Linked DNA regions of Homo sapiens: region 1 is linked to region 2. Evidence: chromatin loops called from intact Hi-C (ENCODE). Cell type or tissue: breast epithelium. All regions are shown on one strand. Links, peaks and the distances in the headings refer to the core of each region. The heading gives the core; the rest is flanking DNA.

The links. Peaks named below come from ENCODE experiments on the same cell type or tissue, not always from the same donor. Only the 100,000 strongest peaks of a DNase experiment are listed, where the experiment ranks them.
Region 1: a loop joins it to region 2, with 17 times the contacts of the local background. A loop is called at or near these places in 1 of 110 quality-filtered maps.

What each region holds. Positions count from the first base shown.
Region 1 is chr20:58,849,206-58,853,589 of GRCh38, forward strand. It overlaps GNAS-AS1 and a transcript of GNAS not described here. Among named protein-coding and RNA genes, the nearest start is that of MIR298, 33 kb to the left of the region's middle. RefSeq lists an enhancer at 3,353-3,452. In breast epithelium, for the core only: CTCF peaks have their summits at 3,637 (motif pointing left) and 3,844; a DNase peak (open chromatin) is centred at 1,746; H3K4me3 peaks cover 2,968 bases; H3K27me3 peaks cover 503 bases.
Region 2 is chr20:57,545,111-57,549,494 of GRCh38, forward strand. LOC124904941 (a long non-coding RNA gene) reads left to right here and starts at 1,127. Exons shown (of 2, transcript XR_007067674.1): 1 at 1,127-1,728; 2 at 3,045-3,787. In breast epithelium, for the core only: no CTCF peak of the experiment used is centred there; no DNase peak of the experiment used is centred there; H3K27me3 peaks cover 374 bases.

The DNA of each region.
Region 1 (4,384 bases), core at 220-4,219, 1.3 Mb after region 2:
TCACCACAACAAAGAATTGCCTGGCCCCAAATACCACCAGTGCAGAGGCTAAAACACCAAGTCTAGATGAGATGTGCTGAGTGGTTCTGAAACCCCTTCCTCTGGTGTGCTCCCATCTCTCCCTTCTGAGTCCTCCCTACTCACTCCTGGACTGTCTCCCTTTTTCCTGTCCAGTGCGCCAATTGTTCAAGATTCTATTACCAAATGTATTTCTCCCCTAAAGAGTTTTCTCTGACTCCATAAATTCATCTTTGTAAGTACGATTGCCAATTTGAATGTGTGATCTTTATCTTTTTCTGAACTTCAGACCTTTCCTCCCAGAAAATGGGCTGCAAAAATCTCCATCCCAACTGCCCAAAGTTCCTTAATCTGCCATGTCTAAAACCAAATCAGCACTGCCACCTTGCCAGCCCCTCCCACTGACTTCCCTGTCCCACTCCCAGTGTTCCATCCATCTGGGTGCCACACTTTGGCTCCTCCATCTTTTGTGTCTTTCTAGCATAAGAGCTGCTCCAGGAGGATCCTTTGGGACCCCTCTTGAGTGCCGTCCTTCAGCCTTCCTGCTTCCTTCACCGTGCTAGGTCTCTCCTTTAAACATCTCCTTTGTGCATAACCCCTTTCCTTTGTTCTCGATCAGGATCATCCTCCATGCTGCTTCTGCTTTTCCTAAAAGTAGGCTCAAATCCTCACTTGCAGAACAAAAAACTTTCAACATCCTTTCCGTTTCCTGCCAAAATAGCCTCAAAAGTGCTTGCCCTCATACTCCATGGCATCCTCAGAGAGATTCTATCTAATTTCTCCTAACTTTTCTCCCCCTGCTCCCCAAGAGCCAGCCAAGGTGGCCAGTTGTGTTTACCCAGCCACGCCCCATGTTTCCTACCATTAAATCCTTTGTTCGTGGTGGGCAAACCGTCTCCCATCCCCCACTACCACCTTCTATTCATAGCCAAGGCGTCTATCCTTCCTTGGAGGCCCATATAAAAAGTCATTTTCTCCAGCAAGACTTTCAAGGTCCCCCCAGGTGGAGTTCTTTTCTTCCATTTGTATGCTGCTCTACTCTCCAGGATGAGGAACTGGTATTTGTCTAACTTGTTAAATTTGTTTTAGTCACCTCCATGCATGTGCTCCCCTGGCAAAGCTCATGATATCAGAAAGAATGAACAAAGGGGTCCCACAGACCCATGAGGGTGTCGAACAGAGACCCTGAACCCGTTCCTCGACAAATGGTACTTTGGGGGTGAGCGCGAGGCCTGACGAAAGCAAACAACCCCTTTGGAGCACCCATGGCAGCCTCCCTGGGGCTCCAACCCCAATGTCTACTGACCTTCCACTTGTGCAGGCTCAGCATCCCTGGGGCCTCAACTCCTTATCCATCCTGGGCTGCTCCTCGCAGTAAGCCCTCTCCTTGGGGTCCTGGCCCTCTACCTCCCAGCCCTGGAAATCTTCTTGCTCCTCACCTTGCCCGGCAGTGGCACCCCGTTGGCTGGGTTAGCCTGCCGCCATCAACACACCCAAGGGTTGGCCCCTGGGACCCCACCTCTCCCCCGAGGCTCGGCAACCTGTGGCATGAGGAAGAGTGACCCCACGGCGCTAGCGGTCCTCGTGGTCTTCCAGGCCTAGCCGCCATACACCCGCCCCCCACCGGCTTCCAACCACCCCAGCAGCACCTCTTCGGGCGTTCCAACGCGGCGCCCCCTATTGGACCTCCCACCCATATCCGGTTTCCGGTCTGACGCCCCCTGCTCATTCGCCAGGCAGCCTTGATTGGCATGACCCCTGCCCAATGGCTGACCCGGCGCTGGGGTCGGAGGGGAGTGAGTTGGTGTTGGGACCCAGTTGGGCCATTCAGTGGATGCTCAAGTGGTTAAGCCGTCTTGCGTGGGTGTAGTTGGCCAAAGTTTGAATCAAAGTTCAGTGTTGACATCTGGAAGTGTGTAGACCCATAGAGCTAAAGCGATATATCTTTGGGGGATCCCAAACGTTTCCCAGGGTCCAACTGTGTTCGCCTCCTTCCGTGCTGCGTGGCCACATGGATGGTGGATGCAGGGGTGCAAGGATGCACGGTGCCTGTGGTACCCTGGCTCTAAGAGGGATGCATTAGACTAAACGGGATCGCAACTTGCGGTGGTTCGCCCGCCTGCAGCTCTTATACAGCAGCCCGTGCCGTGCGCCCTGCTTGCTGCAGCCCGCCCTGTGTAACTCATCCAGCCTCCCCTCCCCCAGGGTTCTGCAGGTCAGATGACCCCCTGCCTCCTGCCCAGTTGCTCTGTGCCTAGACGTGGCTCGCCAATCTGTCTCACTGGTGAGACCGACCTGATGCGCACCTGCCGAGTTTTATGTGACCCCCTTACAGCAGCTTTTCTCCCGGGTTCCAATCCCTCTGCAGACCCCAGACCAGAGCATAGCATGTGCACACATCAAGGCCACCAGGTGGTGTGGGCATTTACCTTTGGCTAGCTCTGAGCTCACCGCAGCATGGTAGCGGGAGCGCAGCTGCGCGGGCAACCGCCGGGTTTGTGGCCGGTTGGCGGGCTCAGTGCCGCCTCAGTGGGCTCTAGCAGTAGAAAAGTAAAGCGACTACCCTAAGATACCCAGAGCGAGAGGAGAGGGGCTAGAAGGGTGCTGGAGGCAGGCTGTAGTGGGGCTAAAGGAGCTGACTGACCAGCGCTGCGGCCGGTGCCCGAAGCAGCGAGCAGCGCACCTCAGCTCCGGTTGCCGCGCGGCATGGTATTTATCTGTGGGTTCAGTGCGCACAGCGTTGTCCAGTCTCGAAACCACCCTAAACCGGCATTAAACCCCAACCAAAATCCCCTTTAACCCTTCCCTAGAACAGCAGGACCTGCGAAACTCTGAGGCCGCTTTGTGAGGTCCTCCTCTGCGCAGCACGCCCCCCACCCCTCTCTTGGTGCCGCCGCAGCTACTCCCTAGGGGGCTTTGCTCTTGGTGGTACGCACCCGAGACCTTCTTATTCCCCTGCGTCACCATCCACATAAACAAGAGAGCACCCTGCTTGCGCCGCTGTGGGCCACTGCGGAGACCCCTAGAGTGTGATGGGGGTGGGGGCTGTTAAAGTGCTTTACCGGAGCCAACCTCAGCAAGTGACAAACAAAAGCAGCAAAAAGTACACCCAAGGCATTTAAAAAACAAATTGCGTGCTTGCATACTCGGCATCCCCTCTCCCTCGCCTCTCTCTGCTTCTTTGGTGGGCTCACGACCACCTGTCGCATCCCTACGCGTGCCTGCGCCCCTTCCCAGGCACCAAAAGCCTTGCGCTCCGGACTAGGGGCTTGAGATCCGGGGCTGCCTGGAGGCTGGGGGCTATGACTCAGAGTTTCAGGGGTATCCTGGGGTGATGAAATCCTTCTTCAGTCCCCCCTCCCCCGAGGAGTCGGTTGGGTTGGGGAGGGAGGGTTTCAGCTCCTGTACTCCAGCGTTCCGAGGCCCACGTCTTGCGTCACGTGTCCCGCAACGCAGGAGCGCTTTCTCTGGCCAGCGGAGAAGCGAGGAGAAAGACTCCAAATCAGTCAGGGAGAGGAGTGGAAGGAGCCAAAACGTCCCTGCGAGGCCTGCGCTCACCAGCCCCCTTACCCAAAGTCCCGGGCCCCTGGCGCCAGGAGCAGGCTCCTGGAGCCGGAGCCAGCTCGGCACTGGAACCGGCGTCCTCTGGTGGCAGAGAGAGAGCGCTACTGGCGATTTTCGGACCGAATCGGCACGCTCGTCAGATCCAAGCAGGCGGGACTGGCCTGGAGCAAAAAGAAAGAGAGAGGAGGGCGTAAGGATAGACCAAGGAAGAGGGGCTGGGGGGCAGCCTGGGGGCATGAAAAGTGGCCAGGAAGGAGCCAAGACTCCACCAGCAACAATTGAGTTGCTTCAGCCTCAGTCTAGGGTTCCTTCCAGGCCTTGAACCCCCCAACCTCACAAGGGTTGGAAAGTGAGGCCGGTGAACTTTCCAGCTGGTACTTTGATTTTAAAATAATAATAATAATTTTTTCACCCTAGTTCGGTTGGGTGCTCCATCTTACGGAGCCCCAAACTTATTTTGAGAGGCCGCCACCGTGTTATGGGCGTGCGCAACTGCCTCTACGGCAATAATATGTCAGGACAACGCGATATCCCCCCTGAAATCGGGGAACAGCCCGAGCAACCACCTTTGGAGGCCCCAGGGGCAGCTGCCCCCGGTGCTGGGCCTAGCCCAGCCGAAGAGATGGAGACCGAACCGCCTCACAACGAGCCCATCCCCGTCGAGAATGATGGCGAGGCCTGTGGACCCCCAGAGGTCTCCAGACCCAACTTTCAGGTCCTCAACCCGGCATTCAGGGAAGCTGGAGCCCATGGAAGCTACAGCCCACCTCCTGAGGAAGCAATGCCCTTCGAGGCTGAACAG
Region 2 (4,384 bases), core at 319-4,318:
TACAGCACTCCATTTGATTACATTGATAGCTCTGAGTGAAAAACAAGGCTGTCCACTTGGAGCTGCGATAAGTCTTTTTTTCTGTGCTATGAGGACACTAGGTGTGAACAGATACTGACATCGAAAAGTAGAGGGTTGAGGAGGGGGGTAAGGAGGAAGGAAAGAATGGCAAAGGAGTTATGTTGCAGTCAGTAAAGGTTAGAAATGAATCACAAGATCGGGGTAGGAAACCAAGTAATAAAATAAGTGCATAATAGTGGGTTGCCAGGCAGACAGTGGGCTAATACCGAAGTGACAATGGCAGTGCAGCAGGGAGGCTGAGCAACAGAAAGGAGTGGGCGAGATGGAAAAATAAAGAGAGAATAATAAAAGCCAACACAGAGGGGGAGAGCAGAGGAGTCTGTCACTTTGTCTTAGGAGAAATTAAGAAGCCAGACAAATTATAAGTGTACTTTCATTTGGAAACATGATCAGACAGTCTGAGATGGGTGCTCCTGGATGAGGTGATCATGGCTTGTAGGGACCTGTGAGTGGCTCGCTCTGACCTGGCATGGGAAGGGCCAGGACTTGCCAACGTTTGCAGGTGGCAATGAAGTGCAAGACTGAGGGAATGCAAGGGGGCTTATTGGATCTCTTTGATTCTTCTGTTCAGAAAGAAAAGAGTGGAAGAAGATGGCTAACATTCTTAAGGGCCCAGGGCCAATGTGGGTGTTCCCATTGAATTCTCACCAGGGCCCTATGCAATAGGTGCTGGTTTTATCCTTCTAGTTCAGATGAGAAAACTGAGGCCAGGAGCTTGTTCAAGATCACATGAGCAGCAAGGACTCTTGTTTCTGACCTCTCTGCCACCTGCCTGCCCAGGCTGCCTGCTGAAGCCACTGCATCACCGTGAATGTGCATCTCCCACAAGGGCTGGTGTGTGGTTTACAGCCACAGGGAGGCGTTTTCAGGGCCCATCTGGGGTTGGAAGACATTGCTTTCCTTTGTCCTGACACCAAAAAGGAAACCGGCGTGGCCACTCTGAACATTTTGTCTTCTTTGGCATTTGGTTGCCTTTTTTCCCTCCTCCATTGGCAATGGATCTATCAGGTTCTCAGTTAAAATGCCGCATTGCCCAAGCACAAATGTGACCCTCGGTGTGTCGTGGGAACACATTGCACAGAGAACTCCACCACACTCAAACGCTGACAGTGCCTTGCCAGCCCTGGTGGACTTGAAGTTTCGATGAGCTTTAAGTTCGTGGAGCAGCTTAGCTCTGGGATTGTGGTAAGAGTGGGATCTAGAGAGATGGGAGTTCCTCCTGCAAATGTGCTCTTGAGCCTATTTTGAGGTCACTAACCATGCTCAGCCACAGTGGCCTCTGCAGGTTGAGGAGGGATTCGCTGTCCTTCCAGAAGCTTCTCTCTAGTTTCAAATGTCATACCCAGATGAAGAAAGGAATGCTTCCTTTGAAATTGATGCCATCCTCAGAGCCACCACACTGAGTGCGGGCCTCTTGCACCCCCATGCAGAGTCCTGCTTTGCTCTTCCTGTATTCCCTGCTGCAAGACCTCAGGGAATGCCCATGGACTGGGCACTTCCTGAGCAGGTTTTCACTAAAAGAAACACTCAGCAAAACAAAGAAAGTTCGTAGAGTACCGTCCAGGCCTAGCTAATGTTTCATAAGGACAATAGAAGGCATCATTTGTTTTCAGAGCATAATTTTATTATATCTTAATGCAAGAAAAGGTAAGATAAATTTCCTATTATTTTAAAATAACCGTGTCATTGTTATAATACCATACTATGATAATAACCATTTTACTGAAAATGATGAATATGTAATTGCCTTTCTTATATATTAGCATGTTATGATTTACTACCACAAATGTTGTTTTTCTTTTCTTAATTAATTTTTATACTTTCAGTATTGAAAAACTTTTCAGCATCTTCTAAATTGGCTCATTCAGGCTTGCACTGTAGACCTTTTGCAACAAGCCTATAGTTCTGCCATCGTCTCTCTTTTCACATGGTAAATTGCCCTGAAAGGTTTAATGAATAAATGAATACATTAATTAACAATGCCCAGAAAAGGGTCTCATTAAAGCAGTGTGTGTTTGGGATGCTTGGCTGGCATTTGGTGGATGGGGGCTGACTATCTTATGATGAAAGATGAACTTAAGCCCCCTGAACTCTCTCCTATGACTCACAAGAGTTTTTACTGGCATGGTTATGTAAACGAGCAGAGCATGAGGGAAATTATTGTTTAATTTCAAAAACATAACTGAATCACGAATACAAAGTGTGCTCTTGCTTCATGCTTTGATGTCTAAGGTGACTCACCGCATGGTACTGCACTTGAAAGGAGATGGAGCTTGGAGCAGGTTTGCCTGCCCGAGGGAGGTCATCCCATGTGCCAGGAGGATGCAAAGTACCTCTTGTGGGCAGGGTTCACCTTCAGTGCCCTCCTCCGAGACTAAAGGTGCAGAGACACCCCGCAGGGCAGGACTGTGACATGGCCTGTCCAGCATTCTGCACTACGTGAAGAATTTGCTACCCACCACATACCTGTAGCACTCCCCTAACTCTGTGGCAACCCCCCAGACTCCCGCATATTTCCAAAGGCAGCCCCTTGCCAGGTGGTGATGAGGGTTCTGCCTCAGGTTGAGAACATGTTGAGATGAGGGTTCTGCCTCAGGTTGAGAACATGTTGAGAAAGTAAGGTTCTGCCAAGTTCTAAAGATGCCATGTGCACAGGCTTCGAAGTGCCCATTTGTCTCTCTTGGATTAACTTGTAATCAATCTAATTTAGTGCTGTTTTTAAATCTAGCAAGACACATTTGTTTATTTTATTTTGTTTTCTAAATAAAGAATAATTGCAGAAAGAGGCTTGGGATGTCTCAGGAAAATAGAGAGGTAAAGTGCTCCATGCAAATAAAACCCAGAACCTTCTCAATGATGTGTTTAGAGGCTGAAACAAGGTAGAGTAGTGCACAGAGGCGGAGCCTTGGCCAAGGTCTCCCGAGTGCATCGGGGAGACGCTCACGTCTACATGATCTTTCCAGGTGCCAGACTTACTGACCTCCAGCTTTTCACATCCTGGGAGGAGATTGCTCTCAAAGGTACACTCATCTTAACCAAACTCAAGACAGCGATGTCTAGGACAAGAAAGCTGACATGCTGATCTGTGCTCAAACCAGAGTTGAGCTGGCTCCAAGAGCGTCTGGTCTCCAGGATCTGCACGGCCTTTGGAAACCAAAGCTCAATCCCAGGGGCTCAGGGCCAGAGAATCAAGCAAACATGCTGGTTACAGAAACTGAAATTATTCACTCATTCGACAAATATTAGTCAGCACCTACTCTGGTCTAGCGACTGTTTTCAGAGCTGTGACCAAGACAGACAACGTCTTTGTCGAGCATGGAGATTATGTTCTAGTTAGTCGTAGATTCTGGGATTGAACCCCTAGACAAGTGAAGAAGGCAACGTCAAATAGTAACTGTCAGAAAGGAAACATAACAGGGGCATGTGTTGCAGGAGCTGGGAAAGGCTGAGACTCGGATGACACGAAGGCCCGTCCATGTGCAGGCCAGGAAGGGTGCTCCATGCAGAAGCACAGCAGGTGCAAAGGCCCTGAACTGGGGATGAGGGTGGCTCGAGGATGCGATCAAGTTCAACTCACAAAGGGGAAGCCGATTGTGAAGTTCAGAGGAGATCCTTCTAGCTTCCAAGGCTGGACCACGGTCTGAGACAGAGGCGAGAATCAGCAGACGGAACAGGTCAATAAAGCAATGCACTGGAATGTTCAGGATTCCTCTGGTTGTTCTATGTGATTTCCCATGGCTGTCTCACCCCTCAAAGCTGTTGGCAAGGTGCCCGGCCTGCGAACTGCACTCAGATACATGTTAACAAATGGTCACGGCACTGCAGAAAGAAGAATGGAGTGGAGTGGACAGTCCTGCAGTGGCTAAATGCTTTTGTTAGAGTGCAAGCGTCTGTAGCCACAGATGATCAGCTTTCTCCCATCACCAAGATGGCCCGTGCAGGCCCTGGCTTCCCGGGGAGAGTTAGATTTCATCTCTGACTTAGACTTTTTTTTGTTAAGGAAAAACACATGTCACATAAAACTTTTTTTTGACATGACAATACCTGGAATAATTAGATACATAAAGAACAATGAGGGAGCTGCGCTTTCCTGAGTGTATTTTGAGCAGTTATTACCCACCATCAGTGCCTTTCAAATGTCACTTGTGGAGTGTTCGTCTGTTTGTCGTGAAGCACAAAACTTTTTCTCTATTCTTTCCCAAAGTAGTTGAGAGCATTTTAAATCTCTGTGTTGAACTATGGCAAGTCACTCCAAAATTAAAGTGCTCAAAACCTTTATTTTGAAAAGCCCGAACAGTGCCCA